Regions from separate parts of the Homo sapiens genome. Here region 1 is linked to region 2. A link is a loop called in an ENCODE intact Hi-C map of the cell type or tissue named here. Cell type or tissue: endothelial cell of umbilical vein. All regions are shown on one strand. Each heading gives the region's core, and the rest is flanking DNA. Links, peaks and the distances in the headings are about the cores only.

Region 1 (10,094 bases), core at 1,240-9,239, 87 kb after region 2:
AGGACAGGCGCAGTGGCTCACACCTGTAATCTCAGCACTTTGGGAGGCCGAGGCAGGTAGATCACCTGAGGTCAGGAGTTAGAGACCAGCATGACCAACATGGTGAAACCCCACCTACACTAAAAATACAAAATTAGCCAGGCATGGTGGCGCATGCCTGTAATCCCAGCTACTTGGGAGGCTAAGGCGTAAGAATTGCTTGAACCTGGGAGGCGGAGGTTGCAGTGAGCCAAGATGGCACCACTGCGTTCCAGCCTGGGCAATAGAGTGAGATTCCATCAAATAAATAAATAAATAAATAAAATGGAAAAAAGATTTGAACCATTTACTAAAAAAAGGTTGACAGCTGAAAACAAACACACACATGATGAGGTGCTCCTGGATCAGTCATCATCAGAGAAATGTACATTTAAGATCACAATGAGATACCATAAGACACCCATTAGACCTGTTGAAATTAAAAAGATAACACAATACCAAGTGTTGGCAAGGATGCAGAACACATGGAACCTACACATGTACCTGATCAGTTGGAATGTAAAATGACACAATCACTTTAGAAGATTGCTAGTTTCTTATTAATTGAAATATGTATTTACCAGGCAGTGTGTGGTGGCTCACATCTGTAATCCCAACACTTTGGGAGGCTGGGGCGGGTGGATCACTTGTGGTCAGGAGTTCGAGACCAGCCTGGCCAACGTGGTGAAACCCCGTCTCTACTAAAAATACAAAAAAATTAGCCAGGCATGGTGGTGCGCGCCTGTAATCCCAGCTACTTGGGAGGCTGAGGCGGGAGAATTGCTTGAACCCGGGACAGGGAGGTTGCCATGAGCTGAAATCACGCCACTGAACTCCAGCCTGGGCAACAGAGTGAGACTTCATCTCAAAAAAAATAAATAAATAAAAAATAAAATAAATTTTTTAAAAAAATGAAATATGCACTTACCATACCTCAGCAATTCCAATTCTAGGTATTTAACTAAAAGAAATAAAAACACAAACACTTGTACACAAATGCTCACAGCAGCTTCATTCATAATAGCCAAAAGCTGGCAATAACTCAAATGCCCATCGACTAGTAATGGGTAAATTAACTGTGGTATAATCATAAAATGAAATGCTACCCAGCAATAAAAAGGAATAAGCTGGCTGGGCACGGTGACTCACACCTGTAATCCCAGCACTTTGGGAGGCCAAGGCAGGTGGATCATTTGGGGTCAGGAGTTTGAGACCAGCCTGGCCAACATGGTGAAATCCCGTCTCTGCTAAAAAAAAAAAAAAAAAAAAAAAAAAGAGAGAGAGACAAAAATTAGCCAGGTGTGGTGGCACGTGCCTGTAATCCCAGCTACTTGGGAGGCTGAGGCAGTGGAATTGCAGACCAATTCTGGGACACAGAACAAGACTCCATCTCAAAAACAAACAAACAAACAAAAAGGAATAAGCTGATACTAACATGAAATTCAAATTACTACACTGTTTAGGACACACATATGAAATTATATACCAAGCTTGTCCAACTTGCGTCCTGGGACGGCTTTGAATGTGGCCCAACACAAATTCATAAACTTTCTTAAAACATTATAAGTTTTGCTATTTTTTTTTGTTTTGTTCATCAGCTATCATTAGTGTTACTGTATTTTATGTGTGGCCCAACACAATTCTTCTTCCAATATGACCCAGGGAAGCCAAAAGATTGAACACCTCTGTTACACGCTGTTTGATTCCATTTATTAAAAAAAAAAAAAAAATCTAGGGGCTGGCTGAGGTGGCTCACATCTGTAATCCTAGCACTCTGGGAGGCTGAGGTGAGCTCAAGAGTTCGAGACCAACCTGGGCAATATAATGAGACGTCTCCAAAAAAAGATTTTTTTACGTAAAAAAAGAAAAAAAAAAACCTAATCAAAAAAAAAAAAAGAAAAAGAAATCTAAAGAGGATAAATCTAATCTATAGTAAAAGAAGGCAGATTACTGGTTAACTGGAGCTAGTGGTAATAAAGTACAGTTGGACAGAGAAGAGGAACAGGCACAATGTTTTCCATCTTCACTGATGAAGCAAGTAGTTACATGAGCAAATATATTTGTCAAAACTCATTAAAATGTAAACATAAAAAGATGAGCATTTTCTTGTATGTAAATTACAGACTAATAAAACTGGTTAAAACATTTTGGATAGTCATTTAGAACAAGATAAATTGGATTCACATTTTATACTTTAAGATAAATTCTAAAATTAGCCAGGCATAATGGTACAGGCTGGTCTCAAACTCCTGAGCTCAAGTGATCCTCCCACCTCAGCCTCTCAGCCTCCCAGGGTGCCAGGAGACAGGCAGATCACGAGATCAGGAGTTCGAGACCAGCCTGACCAACACGGTAAAACCCCGTCTCTACTAAAAATACAAAAATTAGCTGGGTGTGGTGGCGCACCCCTGTAATTCCAGCTACTCAGGAGGCTGAGGCAGGGGAATCGCTTGAATCTGAGAGGCGGAGGTTGCAGTGAAGCTAAGTTAGCGCCACTCCATCAGAGCGACACTCCATCTCAAAAATAAATAAACAAACAAACAATTTAAGAGGAAAGAATAGTCTTTTCAACAAATGAGGTGGGGACAACGGATATCCACAAGCAAAAGGAAAAACCTGGACCACTACTCTCATCTCATACACAAAAATTAACTCAAAAGAGATTGTAGACTTAAATGTTAAGAGCTAAACTATAAAAATCATAGGAGTTTTATAGGCGTTTCATAGGAGTAAATCTCTGTGGCCTTGAGTTAGGCAATGCTTTGTCTGATATGACATCAGGAGCAACAGCAACAAAAGAAAAAACAAACAGATAAATTGAACTTCATCAAAATTAAAAACTGTGTTACAAAGAACACCATCAAGCAAGTAAAAAGATAACCTATAGTCAGGGCATGGTGGTTCGCGTCTAAAATCTCAGCACTTTGGGAAGGTGAGGCAGGCGGATCATTTGAGGTCAGGAGTTCAAGACCAGCCTGGCCAACATGGTGAAATTCCATCTCTACTAAAAATACAAAAATGGGCCGAGCGCGGTGGTGCACGCCTATAACCCCAGCTACTCTGGAGGCTGACGCAGGGGGATCGCTTGAGCTCAGGAATTCGAGACCAGCCTGGGAAGCACGGAGAAGCTCCATCTCTACAAAAAATATAAAAATTAGCCTGGTGTGGTGGCGTATGCCTGCAGCCCCAGCTATCTGGGAGGGTGAGGCAGGAGAATTGCTTGAACCCAGGAAGCGAAGGCTGCAGTGAGCCGAGATTGTGCCACTGTGCTCCAGCCTGGGCACGATCTCAAAACAATACAAAAAAACAAAAAACCACAATGACACTTCATAACCACTAGAATGGACATAACCCAAACCAAAGACATATCGGTTATTTATGAGGATGTGGAGAAACTGGAACACTTGTACATTACTGGTAGAAATACAAAATGATGCAGCTGCTTTGGAAAAGTTTGGCAGTTCCATCACAGCATTTCTACTTTAGGAGAAATGAAAATCTAAGGCCACATGAAAAAAAATTTTATTTTTTATTTTTTGAGACTCACTCTTTCACTCAGGCTGGGGTGCAGTGGTGTGATCTCAGCTCACTGCAGCCTCCGCCTCCCAGGTTCAAGCGATTCTGATGCTCCTGCCTCAGCCTCCTGAATAGCTGGGATTATAGGTGCACGCTACCATGCCAGTGTAATTTTTGTATTTTTAGTAGAGATGGGATTTCACCATGTTGGCCAGGCTGGTCTCAAACTCCTGACCTCAAGTCATCTGCCCACCTCAGCCTCCCAGACTGCTGGGATTATAGGCATGAGCCACTGCTCCCAGCCTCATATGAAAATTTGTACATGAAAATCCACAAAAGCATTACTCATTGCCAGAAAAAGGAAATAATCCAAATGTTCATCAACTGATGATAGGTAAAAGTGGTATATTCAGGCCAGGAGCAGTGGCTCACACCTGTAATCCCAGCACTTTGGGAGGCCGAGGGAGGTGGATCACTTGAGGCCAGGAGTTCAAGACCAGCCCGGCCAACATGGCAAAGCCCTTTCTCTACTATTTTTTTTTTTTTTTTTTTTTTGAGACGGAGTCTCGCTCTGTCACCCAGGCTGGAGTGCAGTGGCACCATCTCAGCTCACTGCCAGCTCTGCCTCCCAGGTTCATGCCATTCTCCTGCCTCAGCCTCCCGAGTAGCTGGGACTATAGGCACCTGCCACCACGCTCAGCTAATTGTTTGTATTTTTAGTAGAGACACGGTTTCACTGTATTAGCCAGGATGGTCTTGATCTCCTGACCTCGTGATCTGCCCACCTCGGCCTCCCAAAGTGCTGGATTACAGGCGTGAGCCACCGTGCCCAGACTCTGAGTATATCATTTCTATTAAAAAGACAGTACCTCCTGAAGTTAGAATGTGACTCTCCCATCAGATAGCCAAACTGTCATGCTTGCTCTTACTACAGTAACCTTTTATATTTTAATGACAACAAAAAGTTCCCATTGCATTGTTTTAAGTAATCATTGAAAACAGCTACACCTGCTGGTGATACATGAACACCTTAACACTACATTAAAATGGCAGTAAAAAAAAAAACCCACTTTCTTCTCAGAATTTCTAAAGGCCCTCAAAATAAGATTAAACTCTATAATTTGATTACATTATTTCAGGCAGAGTTCTTTCAACAGGTTCATATGTTCCAAGGCTAAAAAAAAAAAAAATAGCATACTGAGAAAACGAAAATTAAGAGTTTTAGTTAACATCTATGAAATCACAATTAGGTCAAACATGGAGAAAATTGGCTGGGCGCAGGCACTTTGGGAAGCAGAGCCAGGCAGATCGCTTGAGCCCAGGAGTTTGAGACCAGCCTAGGCAACATGGCAAAACCCATCTCTACAAAAAATACAAAAATTAGCTAGGTGTGGTGGTGTGCACCTGTAGCCCCCGCTATCCAGGGGACTGAGAAGGGAGGATCGCTTGAGCCCAGGAGGTCAAGGCTGCATTGAGCCATGATAGCGCCACTGCGTTCCAGCCTCAGCAGCAAAGCAAGACCCTGTATCAAACACATACACACACACACACACACACACACACACACACACACACACACACAAAACACCCAAAAAAACACATTGAGGAAATCTTATTAATTCAGGAAAAATGAAAACTTTATGTCAGAAAGGCAATTATTGGGCACTGAGAAATGTCTTTTCTGTATAAATTATTCTACTTTCTATAGTTTCTCAACTGATAGCAGTTAATCACTCTAAATTAACTGGTTGGCAAAAAAAAAACCCTTTAGCATTTTCCAACATTAAAAGAACTCTTTTTTTTTTTTTTTTTTTTTGGACGGAGTCTCGCTCTGTCACCCAGGCACGCACCACCATGCCCAGCTGATCTTTGTATTTTTAGTAGAGACGGGTTTTCACCATGTTGGCCAGGATGGTTTTGTACTCCTGACCTCAAGTGATCTGCCCACCTCGGCTTCCCAGAGTGTTGGGCTTACAGATGTGAGCCACCACACCTGGCCAAAAGATTTCCTTTTAAGAAAAATGTGGGATTTTTTCTACGAAGGCTCTTTAACCACACAAGCACAGAATACTAGTTTATGCAACTACATTATACGACAACTCCCTAATTTTAATGCAGAAACATCCATCTTATTTTTCTTTTTGAGGCAGGGTTTCGCTCTTTCACCCAAGCTGGAGCCCAGTGGTGCAGTCACAGTTCCCTGCAGCCTGGACCTTCTGGTTTCAATTGATCCTCCCACCTCAGTCTCCCAAGTAGCTAGGACTACAGGAGCACACCATGACGGCTGGCTAAGATTTCTATTTTTTTTTTGCAGAGATAGGTTTTTGCCATGTTGCCCAGGCTGGTCTTAAAACTCCCGGTCATGTGATCTGCCCACCTCAGCCTCTCAAAGTGCTGGAATTACACGTGAGCCACCAAGCCTAGCCGAAACATCCTTCTAATAGGATCTTAACATTGGTTGAAGTTAGTTGCCCCTCTGCTTCAAAAGAAATTCTGGCTTTGGGGAAATAACTGTAGGTATATATAAAGCAAGGTTAGCAATCTAGTAAATTAATCTAGCAAACCCTCTTCTTCAAATTTAAGTTCAGATTTAAATCAGATTTCAGATCAAAAAGCTTTGGAATTAACTTTTTTTTTTTTTTTTGAGATAGGGTCTCACTATATTGCCCATGCTGCTCTCGAACTCATGGGTTCAAGTCATCCTCCAGCTGGGATATCAGGCATGGAGCCACTGTGTCCAGCCAATTAGTCTGGTTTTTTTGTTTGTTTGTTTTTTGTTTGTTTGTTTGTTTTGAGATGGAGTCTCACTCTGTTGCCCAGGCTGAAGTGCAGTGGCACGATCTTGGCTCACTGCAACCCCTGCCTCCCGGGTTCAAGCAATTCTCCTGCCTCAGCCCCACCTAGTAGCTGGGATTACAGGCGGCAGGTGCCACCATGTCCGGCTAATTTTTGTATTTTAGTAGAGATGGGGTTTCGCCATGTTGGCCAGGCTGGTCTCAAACTACTGACCTCAGGTGATACACCCACCTCGGCCTCCCAAAGTGCTGGGATTACAGGCATAAGCCACCATGCCCAGCCAGTATTTATGTTTGAGACGGGGTCTCACTCTGTCGCCCAGGCTGGAGGGCAGTGGCATAATCACAGCTCACTGCAGCCTCTACTTCCTGGGCTCAAGTGATCCTCTCGCCTCAGTCCCCCAAACAGCTGGGGCTACAGGCATATGCCACCATGCCCAGCTAATTTTTTTGAATTTTAGTAGAGACAAAGTCTCTGTTGTCCAGGCTGATCTTGGGCTCCTGAGCTCAAGCAATCCTCCTGCCTTGGCCTCCCAAAGTGCTAAAATTACAGGTGTGAGCCATCACACCAGGCCTCCAATTACTCTTTTTGAAGAGGATACTATATAATCACAACTGATGGGCATTTTTTCTCCCCTGTTTTTCTTCATAAAATCCATGTGAATATCTATGTAATGTTGTTCATCAAAAGCCAATGCATAGCCTCATCAAAAAGTCAGAGCTAAACTACAACTATTTATTCATTATAAACTTAGTTACTCAATTCATGCAGCATGCAAACTACAAGCAAACACAGGCAGGATTATTCTCACCTTTACCTGCTCTATATGTCTTGGCTTGATTCACTGGCATGGGCGTCATAGGTATTGGGTATAAAGGCTTGAGAGAATTAAAAAAAAAATTAACATTAGGCACCTATGATAATAACAAGGTATTCTGTCACTCTTAGTTTTATATTGCTAGAGAGCTAGGCATGAGAAGGTTTCCTGATTCTCCATTAGTCATTAAAAAATTAGATCATACCCACAGCTAAAAGGAACAAACCCCAAACTACAGTAAATCTAAACCATCTTTTTCACAGAAAACATTCTCAGATTTAGGTCCTCATACTTAACAACACACTGAATCTCTGCATGCCTGTCTGTTTCAAATGCATATGCATAACCATCACACCCTCAAGTCACTGAAAACCTAAAGAGTGCTTGGTGTCAGATACAAACAATTGGGGAGGCTAAGTGAACATCAAATTCTATGACTTACTTGCACGCCTGGGCTCACTGGGACTGGATACATCATATTTGGTGCAAAACAAACAGGCTGAGTATAAACTGGAGTTGGCTGTTGATGACCCACCATAGATGGGCTAGGTTGTGCTTGAGGCCGAGGTGAAGTTGGGGTAGTAGAAGGCTTTGGCTACAAAAACAACAATAAATTCAATTATCTCAAGGTAACAGATGAACTATTATTGCAATTTAAAGACGGATTTTCCCAGTCTTTCTAATTTTACTTGCTTTAACTATGTCCCTTTTATTGAAAACAAAAACACAGCACATAAATTTTCACATTTCAATAAAAGAAAAAATGTTTCAGTAGGAACTTAAAACTTTGTCAATTAAAAAATATTAAAAACAGTGGCAGCTATTTTTAAGAAACTGATGGAAGTGTTTTTAAAAATTAAAAATAAATATATCTTCTTATGATCTCAGTCGAATAATAACAATAGTACAGTCATCTCTTAGTATCTGTGGGGGATTGGTTACAGTACCCTGTGAAGATACCAAAGTCTTGGAATGCTCAAGTCCCTTACATAAAATCATGTAGTATTCGCATACAACCTATGCATATCCTCCTATATACTTTACATCATCTCTAGATTATTTATAATACCTAAAACAAGGTAAATGCTTTACTGTATTGTTTTGGAATAATGACAAGGAAACGTCTGCATGTGTTCAGTATAGATTATCCTAACTATGTTTTTGATCCATGGTTGGTTGAATCCAGTGATGCAAAACCCTCAGGTGCAGAGGACGTATCTATAAACCTGACAGCCTAGCTAGCCAACCATCGTCAAATTCTGGGTCAGAGAAATTCAAAGATTTGCCCAAGATCACATCTAATTGATGACAAAACAAAGACCTTTTTTTAATGTTTAAAAAGTATTCATTAATGGCCATGTAAAAAAAAGAAAGAAGGTTGGTTCAGCACACTAAAACAAAATTCAGATGGCAGGTATGGAAGAAGGACTATTACTAATAATTTTTCTTTTTTTGGGACTAGATAACCTCAAAGAAAGTAATAAACCTACCTGAGAGAAGGAACGTGGGTTGAACTCCTTTGCATTGGGATTCAATGTTGATTTCCTAACTTGCCTAAAAAAAATATAAAGGCCAGTGAAATCTACATGGACTTTACGTTGCTCTAAAATCTTCCATACCTGACAATTTAAAAAAAATTGCTAAATATAGATTTAAACTGTTCTCACTAGAAGATCACTAATCGTTTTTATTGAAACATATACACTTATATTGCCCATTCCTTAATCCCTTAAAGAATACAGCCATAAAAGAACAATTTTTTAAAAATCTGAGTAATATACAACCGTTCCTCTCAAAGGCAATCAAAAAATACTTTTTTTTTTTCCTTCACAGAGTCCCACTCTGTTGCTCAGGTTGGAGTGCAGCAGTGCAATCTTGGCTCACTGCAACCTCTGCCTCCCGAGTTTAAGCCATTCTCTTGCCTTAGCCTCCTGATTAGCTGGGATTACAGGAGACTGCCACCACGCCCAGCTAATTTTTTTTAATATTTATTTTTAGTAAAGATGGGGTTTCACCATTTTGGCCACGCTGACCTTAAGTGATCTGCCTGACTCAGCCTCCCAAAGTGCTGGGATTACAGGTATGAGCTACCACGCCTGGCCAATCAACAAACACTTGAGCTGAAAAGACAGTAGCTACTTATGAAATATCCTTAAAAGCAATTCTTAACATAACAGTATCCTTTTATTTATTTATTTATTTATTTTTGAGACAGAGTCTCGCTCTGTCACCCAGGCTGGAGTGCAGTGGCATGATCTCGGCTCACTGCAGCCTCCACCTTCTGGGTTCAAGCAATTCTCCTGCCTCAGCCTCCCGAGTAGCTGGGATACAGGCACCTACCACCATGCCTGGCTAATTTTTGTATTTTTAGTACAGACAGGGTTTCACATGTTGGCCAGGCTGGTCTTCAACTCCTAACCTCAAGTAATCTACCTGCTTGGACCTCCCAGAGTGCTGGGATTATAGGTATGAGCTACCAGTCAACATACCAATATTCTAGCATGCAGTAATTCTTATGTGAGAAGATATTTTACATGACATACCTGGAAAAAGTCATGGCTGTAAAAAAAAATTGCCTCAAATCAAGAATAAGCAGTCCCCAATTTATCAATAAGCTGCATTCCAAAACTTCAGCTTTAACTGGATTGTTTGGTACCCAAACACCTAAGTCAATGGTAGTTAAGTTCTGAGGTTAGCCCCTAAAAGTCCATTTAATTAATATACTGAATGTGCAGAATTAAGTCTATCTTAACAAATCTAAACATTAACTAAAACACAGTTTCTGATGAAAAATATTTTGAATTCCAAGTAGAAGCACCGCATGCTTCTCTCCTTGACAGTGGCAGTTTTTCAACCTAGCAGCACAGTGAGGGTGACTAATGAGTGGAATCCAGTAAAGATAGGTCCCCTGAATTGATAATTTTTCAACTCCTGTTCATTTACAGAA
Region 2 (10,094 bases), core at 1,107-9,106:
AAGGCTGTAGTGCGCTATGATCGTGCCTGTGAATAGCCACTGCGCTGCAGCCTGGGCAACACAGCGAGACTGTCTCTTAAAAAAAATTTTTTTTTTTTTGAGGCGGAGTCTCACTCTTTCGCCCAGGCTGGAGTGCAGTGGCGCGATCTCGGCTCACTGCAAACTCCGCCTCCCTGGTTCACGCCATTCTCCTGCCTGAGCCTCCTGAGTAGCCGGGACTACAGGCGCCCGCCACCACGCCTGGCTAATTTTTTGTATTTTTAGTAGAGACGGGGTTTCACCGTGTTAGCCAAGATGGTCTCGATCTCCTGACCTCGTGATCCACCCGCCTCGGGCCCCCAAAGTGCTGGGATTACAGGCGTGAGCCACCACGCCCAGCCAAAATTTTTAAAAATAGTAAAAAGCAACTTGTAACCATGCATTAGGCTGGAAATTAATGGGTTTAATATGCATGAGTGGGTTCTAATCCCCACTCTGCCATTTGCAAACTGTGTGTCCTTCAGCAAGTCACTTTACCTCTCTGTGCCTTGGCCTCCTCATCTGTAAAACAGGGGAAACAGACTGGGCGCGGTGACTCACGCCTGTAATCCCAGCACTTTGGGAGGCTGAAGCGGGTGGATCACCTGAGGTCAGGAGTTCAAGACCAGCCTGGCCAACATGGCAAAATCCTGTCTCTACTAAAAATACAAAAAATAGCTGGCGTGGTGGTGTGCCTGTAATCCCAGCTACTTGGGAGGCTGAGGCAGGAGAATGGCTTGAACCCAGGAGGCAGAGTTTGCAGCAAGCTGAGATTGTGCCACTGTACTCCAGCCTGGGCGACAGAGCAAGTCTCCAGCTCAGAAACATAAAATAAAATAAAAATAATAGCTAATGTTTACCGAGCACTTGAGGGTTTTGCTTCTTACCATGACACTGATAATTAGGAAAGACTTTACTATCTCTATTTTAAACATAAAGAAACCAAACAGAGAGGTGACGCGGCTTGCCTGAAGTCACACAGCGAGCAAGTAAACCCGAGCTTAGAATCTGAGTAGCTGTGCAACCTTGGGCAAGTCACTTCACCTCTGTGAGCCTCAGTTTCCTCATCTGGAAAATGGAGATGATAAGGGTTGTTAGAAGAATTCAGTGAGCTTCATGGCCCATGAACTTGTCACTCTGTATTTAAGGGTATTTAACTTGTCACTTTGTATTTAAGGATTCACTTTCCAACTGCCTGTCTACCATGAGAACAAACACCATGTCTGCTGTGTTCCCCACTGTATCCCCAGTGCCTGGAGAAGTCCTAGCACATAGTAGGGGCTCAACAAATCTCAAGTTGAGGGGCAGTGTATTCTCTTGACCTTATGGGGCCCTAACTCCTCTCAGCCTTCCTCTGCTGCCTGGTGCTGCAAACGTCCAACCCCAGGGCCATTCCAGTCAACCCAATAGATGCAAACAGGACCATCCCAGTCTCCTGTTTCAGGTATGAGGAGCCCACAAAGCACATTTGGGTGTTATGATTGCTAGGAGGACCCAGTGCTGTTCTCTGGCCATTGCCAAGTGGCTAAAAGCTGCACACAAACAGGCTTCAGCCAAAAAGAAATGACTGACTTACAGAGCTGAGAAGTCCAAGAGTGACTGCTTTCAGGTATGGCTGGATCTAGGTGCACAGACATTGTCATCAAGATGGTTTTTCTCTGTCTCTGGGCTTTGCTCTACTATGAGTGTGTTCACTCCCAGGCAAGACAGCCCTCAGAAATTCCAAGCTCATGTCCTCTGGAGTGCAGTGACACGATTTCGGCTCACTGCAACCTCTGTCTCCCAGGTTCAAGCGATTCTGCTGACTCAGCCTCCCGAGTAGCTGGGATTACAGGCGTGCCACCACGCCCAGCTAATTTTTGTACTTTTTAGTAGAAATGGGGTTTCACCATGTTGGCCAGGCTGGTCTCGAACTCCTGACCTCAAGTGATCCGCCTGCCTTGACCTCCCAAAGTGCTAAGATTACAGGCATTGAGCCGCCGTGCCCAGCCCAAATGAGGTATTTTCTTATCCGACTGTGCTGTTAAAGACTGGAATTGAGGCTCATTGGCCCTGCCCACCCTTGAACCAGTCACTGGGGCATGGGAGGGAGGGTTAGCCCCAGAGAACATCTTGAACTCCGACTGGATGGAAAATCAGGTGCTTCTACCAGCACAAGGGGAAGTCAGGCAGCCACAGCCCATGTCCACTTCGACTTCGGCCTCACGGTGAGTGGCTTCCAGCAGGGAAACGCAGGGTCAGCTGCGCTCCCCACCCTCCAGCCCCACCCTCCGCTTTCTACTTCTGCTTCTAACAGTGTTGCCAAATACTCCCCTCTCTCCTCTCCTCCTTTCTATGGCCCTGTGGCCCCAGTTGCCTCAGAGACATGAAGTGACTTCCCCCAAGGTCACACAGCAGGTCTATGTGGCAGAGCCCTGAGGCGCACCCAGGCAGCTGGCCCCAGTGTCCTGCTCTTGACCCAAGAATAAGCTCAAGCCCACCCCTGTCTGAGTTCTGAAAGGAAGTAACTCAGGTGCCTGAGGCTCTGAAGATAATCCCTTTCCATCTGGGTGACTGATGGTCTGGTCTGATAGGCCTGAGAACCCCACAGAGGGCAGAGGAAAGTGCAGCTCCTTGCACCTTGCACCCTGCTTGCTGGCTTGGGGCACTCTCCTGGCTCGGGGCCCTTCCGGCCATGACCTCAACTCCTGCCTCCCTCTCTGGCACCCTCTTTTCATATATGTGTGTGTATATATATATATATATATATATATATATGGGGAGAGAGAGAGAGAGAGAGAGAGAGAGAGAGATGGGGGTTTCATCATGTCGCCCAGGCTAGTCTCAAACTCGTGAGTTCAAGCGATCTGCCCGCCTTGGCCTCCCAAAGTGCTGGGACTACAGACGTGAGCCACCACACCCAGTGCCCTCTGACACCTTCTGCCCCTCTCTGAGCATCTTGACATCTTACACCCCAGAGAGGCCCTGCTTGCTGCCTCCTCCAGTGCAGAGGGCACAGGTGGACAAGCTCCAGGGGCGGGCACCCCCATGCCTTTCTGCAGCCTCAGGCCCTGCCCAAGTCCCCTTGGGCTGGCAAGGGGCTCAGGAGGCCTCAAGTTGGTGATCTAGAACCAGGAAGCCACCCTGGCTGATTTGCAGGCGAGAAGTGGCCCGTACATATGTCACCTCCTCTGTGGGAGCAGCCCCAGCCTCTGCCAGGTTCTGGGGGTGTGGGAGAAGAACTTCCCAGCCTCTGCCGCACATCTGCATCTTGAGGTCAAGATCACCTGGGCAACAGGATGGGAGATGGAGGATGGGGGTGGGGTGGGGGGATAGGGCTGAAGGAATAGAGAGGGCAGGGTGCATCCTAACACCTTTTTCCACATTAAAAAATTTAAGGTGAAAGTCACATAACAAAATGAATTAATTAATTTTAGTTAGTGAATTAACTAAATTTATTCATTTACTTAGAGACAGAATCTTGCTGTGTCACCCAGGCTGGAGTGCAGGGGCAGGATCACCGCTCACTGCAGCCTCAAACTCCTGGACTCAAGTGATCCTCCCACCACAGCGCCTCCTGAGTAGCTGAGACTACAGGCGCATTCTACCTTGCCCGAATATTATTATTATTATTATTATTATTATTATTATTTTATTTTGTAGAGATATGAGTCTCACTATGTTGCTTAGGCTGGTCTCTTAACTCCAGGGCTCAAGTAGTCCTCCCACCTTGGCCTCCCCAAATGCTGGAATTACAGGTTTGAGCTACCGCACCCGGCCTCATGAAGTAACTAAATTTAGTACATTCACAGTGTTGTGCCACCATCATTTATCTCAGTCTAGATCCAGAACATTTCATCACCCCTAAAGGAAACCCCATACTCATTAGAAGTTACTTCCTATTCCCGCTGCCCATAGCCCATGGCAACCACTGGTCTACTTTCTGTCTCTAGGGGTTTACCTATTCTATATACTTTACATAAGCAGAATCACACAATATTTGTCCGTTTATGACTGGCTTATTTCACTTAGCATGATGCTTCCAAGTTTCATCCACATTGTAGCATATATCAATGCTTCGGTCCTTTTTATGGCTGTGTAATATTCCATTGTATAGATAGCATTGTCTTGATTCATTCATCCCCTGGTGGGCACATGAGTTGTTTCTATCTTTTGCCTATTGTGAATGGCACTGCTATGAACATTCATGTACAAGTATCTGTCTGAGTGCCTGTTTTCAATTCTTTTGCCTCTGTACTTTAGCTAACATTTTTGTTTGTTTAGAGATGGGGGTCTCACTATGTTGCCCAGCTTGGCCTCCGACTCCTGAGCTCAAGTGATCCTCCCACTTCAGCCTCCCAAAGTGCAGGGATTACAGGCATGAGCCATCTCACCTGGCTTTAGCTAACATTTTGATGCTTTTTTTTTTTTTTGAGATGGAGTCTCGCTGTGCTGCCCAAGCTGGAGTGCAATGGCATGATCTCAGCTCACTGCAACTTCCACCTCCCTGGTTTAAGCGATTCTCCTGCCTCAGCCTCCCAAGTAGCTGGGATTACAGGCATGCACCACTACGCCTGGTTAATTTTTGTATTTTTAGTAGAGACAGAGTTTTGCCATGTTGCCCAGGCTGGTCTCGAACTCCTGACCTCAGGTGATCCACCCACCTTGGCCTCCCAAAGTTCTGGGATTACAGGCGTGAGCCACTGCACCTGGCCTTGATGCTTCTTTTAATGTAGATTAAATGAGGCGGGTAGGATTAAGCTGTTCTTAGTAATCCACTCCTCATTGTAAAAGAAAGACCTGAGAACAGGTTTAGCTAGTAATAGTCAGCATTATTTGTTTATTTATTTATATATTTTGAGACAGTCTCACGCTATCACCCAGGCTGGAGTAGTGGCACTATCTCGGCTCACTACAACTTGTCCCTCCCAGGTTCAAGCAATTCTCCTGTCTCAGCCTTCCAAGTAGCTGGGATTACAGGCATGCACCACCGCGCCAGGCTAATTTTTGTATTTTTAGTAGAGACAGGGTTTCACCCTGTTGGCCAGGCTGCTCTCGAACTCCTGGTCTCAAGCAGTCCTCCCACCTCGGCCTCCCAAAGTGGTGGGATTACAGACGTGAGCCACCACGCCCCACTGGTGTCCTCATTCTTTGTTCCCATTTTACAGATGCGGAAACTGAAGCTCAGAGAGCCCAAGTCATTTGCCCAAGGTGACCCAGCACTGAAGGGAGAAGCTAGCCATTAAGCTGTCCCCAAACCCGTGTACTCAACGTTGATGGCTACTCGATGGTGGCTGAGAGGCATCCAACCTGGAGCCTGGGAAGCTTCCAGGAAGGCTTGGGGGGAATCCAAGAGGAAGGTTCTTTGCGGGAGAAAGAGTGAGGCAGGGGAGTTTAGGAGGCCGCTTCCCAGCCCTCGATCGCCCCACAGCCACCAGGGGGCGCCAGAGCCCCGCGCAAAGCGGCTGCCACCAAGTGGCTGCCACCGCGCGTTACCACCCTCAGGGCCTGATGCCTGGGACTGCGGCCAAGTCCCGGCCCCAGGAGCTCGCGTGCCCCACGTTGATCCCGGGTCACGGGTGGGGACGGCTGGGGTAACTGGGTTGTACGTCCTCTGCGGAGCTATTAGGGACTCTAATTACCGGGATTGGAAGTGAATAATTATCTACTGGGCCTCAGGCTACTGAGTCACTTCCCCCAGAAACCAGATTCCCCAGGCTAGCGGAAGAGGGGGCGGCTCGCAGGCTGAGGTTGGGGCGGGGGAAGGTGGAAGCGGGGGTCTGGGGTTGGGGTGCGCGGCCGCCGCTGTTTTTGGTCAAGATCAGAACTGGGGAGCCTGGGTGTAAATCGCTGCTGGGCCACTTACCAGCCACGTGAATTGGGGAAGTCACTTCACCTTTCGTGCCTCAGTTTCCTTTCTGTCAAATGGGGGAAAACAACATTCTCTCCTTACAGTTGTTGGGCAAAGTAAATTGTAATCTACCTAAACTAAGCCCTCAGAGTAGTCCCTGGCACATAATCCTCTAATAATTCATTAATCACTCAGAATTATTAATTAGGCCGGGCGAGGTGCCTCACGTTTATAATCCCAGCACTTTGGGAGGCCGAGGCGGGCGGATCACTTGAGGTCAGGAGTTTGAGACGAGCCTGGGCAACATGGGGAAACCCCATCTCTACTAAAAATACAAAAAATTAGCCAACCGTGGTGGCTCATGCCTGTAATCCCAGCTACTTGGGAGGCTGAGGCACGAGAATCGTTTGAACCCGGGAGGCAGAGGTTGCAGTGAGCCAAGATCGAGTCATTGCACTCCAGCCTTGGTGACAGAGCAAGACTCCCTCCCCCAACCCCCCCCCAAAAAAAAAGGACAAAAAAGAACATTAATTAATCATTAATCATTGGGCCGGGTGTGGTGGCTGATGCCTATAATCCCAGCACTTTGGGAGGCTGAGGCAGGCAGATCATGAGGTCAGGAGTTCGAGACCAGCCTGACCAACATAGAGAAACCCCGTCTCTACTAAAAATACAAAAATTAGCTGGGCGTAGTGGTGCATACCTGTAATCCCAGCTACTCAGGAGGCTGAGGCAGGAGAATCGCTTGAACCCAGGAGGTGGAGGTTGCAGTGAGCCGAGATCGAGACATTGCACTCCAGCCTGGGTGACAGAGTGAAACTCCATCTAAAAAAAAAAAATCATTAACCATTAATTCAGAATCATTAATTCTGTTATTATTACCATTTTTTATCACTTGGGCTCAGTAAGTGATTAAGAGGTAGGGCACTACAGTGAGGCCAGTCTTTAGTCCACACCAGCTGCTTCATTGCCAGTCGTGTGACATGGACATGTCACTTCACTGCCCTGTGCCTCAGTTCCTTCATCTGACAAATGGGAAAATGAATAGCAAACCGTTCATTTGGGGTGGAAGAGATAAGGCCTGTGATGTTCTCAGTGTGGCGCACGCTTCCATAAATGGAGTCCAGATTGTAAATACTGTTCATGCTTTTCTTAGGGAAGGACTTGTGGCAATTTTAGCTTCTAAGGCACTGGGAGGACAGAAAACAGAACTGAATCCAAGGGAAGGAAGCACAGGGAGAGATGACATCAGGCACTTGAGCTCAGCAGATCAGACCCTGAGCCCAGGAATCGGCCTTGGGAGTTCTGCCCACCCAGGCAAAAAGGGAAGAACCCAGTAATGTAATTATTTTCTGGCCTGGGGCAGATGTGTATTGACCAAGGGGGACCATTTCCTGAGCCCTCTTGGTCTCTGTTGGACCCTAATGGGTGGGAAAAGGGTTGGTTGGACCTCACCCCCCCAAGGTTTCTTGAGCTCTGTGTTAATTATTGATTGCTGGGTAACAAATTACTCCTGCATTTACTGGCTTAAAACAGCAAACCTTTATTATCTCATATGGTTTTAGGAATTCACATGCAATCTGACTTAGCTTGTAGTTCAGGGTCTCTCACTCCTGAGATGGTAGTCCGAAACATGGGCTGGTGGCACGCACATGCAGTTGCAGCTATTTGAGAGGCCGAGACAGGAGGATTGTTTGAGCCTAGAAGTTCAAGGCTATAGATCGTGCTATATGATCGTGCCTGTGAATAGCCATTGCATTCCAGTCTGGGCAATGAAACAAGACCCCGTCTTTTAAATAAACAAACAAACAAAAATGGGTTAGGACTGTTCTCATCTGGGGTCCAACTGGGGCTGGATGATTCACTTCCAGGATAGTTGGAAGTGATGGTTTCAGTCCTGGCTGTTGCCAGGAGGTCTCTGTTCCTTGCTGGCTGGTGGCAGGAAGCCTCAGTTCCTCTTCACACGGACCTCCATAAAGCTACTTGGGTGTCCTTAAGACACGGTGGCTGGCTTCTCCCAGAGTGGATGGCTCAAGAGAGTACAAGGAGAAGCCTAAATGCTTCTTATGACTCAGTCTCAGAAGTCACACAGCGTCACTTCCACTTTAGTCTCTGTTAGAAATGACTCATTAAGGCCAGGTGTGGGGGCTCACGCCTGTAATCCCAGCACTTTGGGAGGCCGAGGCGAGCGGATCACGAGGTCAGGAGATCAAGACCATCCTGGCTAACACAGTGAAACCCTGTTTCTACTAAAAATACAAAAAATTAGCTGGGCGTGGTGGCTCGTGCCTATAGTCCCAGCTACTCAGGAGGCGGAGGTTGCAGTGAGCCGAGATCGCACCACTGCAGTCCAGCCTGGGTGACAGAGCAAGACTCTGTCAGAAAGAAAGAAAGAAGGAAAGGAAGGAAGGAAGAAAGGAAGGAAGGAAGGAAGGAAGGAAGGAAGGAAGGAAGGAAAGGAAGGAAGGAAGGAGTCATTAAGTCCAGCCCACACTCAAGGGCAGGGGAATCAGGTTCCACCTTTTCAAGGGAGGTATGTCAAAGAAGTGTGGACTGTTTTTAAGCCACGAGGAGCACCTGTTATGTGCCAAGAACTGTGCTCACAAGAGTGAGCAAGACACACAAATGCCTGGCCGAGTGGAGCTGACCTGCTCCTGGGGGTGGGGGAAAGAGACTGCCAATAAACAGATGAATCAATGATTCTGGTATCAGTCAGGGGGCCACAAGGGTGAGGAAGAAAAAACATGCAGAGGCAAGTCAGGCGCGGTGGCTCCTGTAATCCTAGCACTTTGGGAGGCCAAAGTGGGAGCATTGCTTGAGCCCAGGAGTTTGAGACCAGCCTGGACAACATAGAGAGACCCTGTTTCTACAAAAAATAGAAACAATTAGCCAGGCATGGTGGGGTGCACCTGTAGTCCCAGCTCCTTGAGAGGCTGAGGCAGCAGGATCGCTTGAGCCCAGGAGTTCAAGGTTGCAGTGAGCCATGATTGTACAACTGCACTCCAGCCTGGGTGATGGAGTGAGACCCTGCCTCTAAGAAAAAGAAAGAAAAAAAGCAGGAGCAGAAGAGAGATGGAGATGGTCAGCAATGGGGGCAGGGCTGGTTTAGGTTTGGTGGGCAGTCAGACATCTCCTGGGAGTGAAGAAAGCAAGGGTAGACAGCTGGGCGCGGTGGCTCACGACTATAATCCCAGCACTTTGGGAGGCCAAGGCGGGAAGATTGCCTGAGGTCAGCTATTCAAGGCCAGCCTGGCCAACATGGTGAAACCCCATCTCTACTAAAACTACAAAAAATTAGCTGGGCATGGTGGCTTTCACTTGTAATTCCAGCTTCTCAGGAGGCTGAGGCAGAAGAATCACTTGAACCCAGGAGGTGGCAGAGGCTGCAGTGAGCCAGGATTGAGCCATTGCACTCCAGCCTGGGCAACAGAGTGAGACTCCGTCTCAAACAAAACAAAACAAAAACATCTGGTGGAAGAGCATTCTGGGCACAGGGAACAGCCAGTGCTAAGGCCTTGAAGTGGGAGCATGAAGGTGAGTTTGAGGAACAGCCAGGAGGAGCCCAGTGTGCTGCAGTGTCCTTTGATAATGCTCAGCACTCTGTGCATTCACTGAAGGCCACTAGGGACAAAGTGTCCTACACAATGTCATTTCCCTTCACCCAACTACTATCATGCCCATTTGACAAGCCAGAGATACTGAGGCTCAGAAAGTGGGAGCCTGTTGCTGGTGGCAAGAGGGGACCTTTGGAGGTTGCACAGCAGTGCCGTGATGGAAACTCGGGCATGGGAAACACCAGCAGTAGCCATTGCCCAGCTGGGGGCCAGGCCAGGCCAGGTCCCCGGGCCTCCTCCTCGCCTGTGGCCCAGGCCTGCAGAAGCACATTTTACAAATGCAGACAGCAAGGCCTCCACTCTGGCTGGGTGACCCTGGGCAAGATCTTTGCTCTCAAACCTCAGTGTCTGCATCTGTAAAAGGGGTGTGAAGCTCTGTTGTTTACAGGACTGGTCTTTGTGGCCACTCCTCTTCACAACCCTCGAGGGACACGGGACTCTCACACCCAATCATAGATTATAATCACATTCTTTTTTTTTTTGAGACGAAGTCTCACTCTTGTCACCAGGCTGGAGTGCAATGGTGCAATCTCGGCTCACTGCAACCTCCGCCTCCCAGGTTCAAGCAATTATCCCTGCGTCAGCCTCCCAAGTAGCTGGGATTACAGGCACCCACCAGCACGCCCAGTTAA

Evidence for each region. Hi-C counts contacts between places; a loop is a spot of excess contacts. Peaks named below come from ENCODE experiments on the same cell type or tissue, not always from the same donor. Only the 100,000 strongest peaks of a DNase experiment are listed, where the experiment ranks them.
Region 1: it touches region 2 in a loop (7-fold over the local background); 9 of 110 quality-filtered maps call a loop at or near these places.

The regions. Positions count from the first base shown.
Region 1 is chr12:111,478,124-111,488,217 of GRCh38, forward strand. ATXN2 (ataxin 2) reads right to left here. Exons shown (of 25, transcript NM_001372574.1): 16 at 8,638-8,701; 17 at 7,590-7,742; 18 at 7,142-7,208. Among named protein-coding and RNA genes, the nearest start is that of SH2B3, 77 kb to the left of the region's middle. In endothelial cell of umbilical vein, for the core only: no CTCF peak of the experiment used is centred there; no DNase peak of the experiment used is centred there.
Region 2 is chr12:111,391,666-111,401,759 of GRCh38, forward strand. It overlaps LINC02356 (long intergenic non-protein coding RNA 2356), which reads left to right. Exons shown (of 4, transcript NR_187522.1): 3 at 5,166-5,208. Among named protein-coding and RNA genes, the nearest start is that of SH2B3, 9.2 kb to the right of the region's middle. In endothelial cell of umbilical vein, for the core only: a CTCF peak has its summit at 5,430 (motif pointing right); DNase peaks (open chromatin) are centred at 5,566 and 7,876; H3K27ac peaks cover 3,745 bases.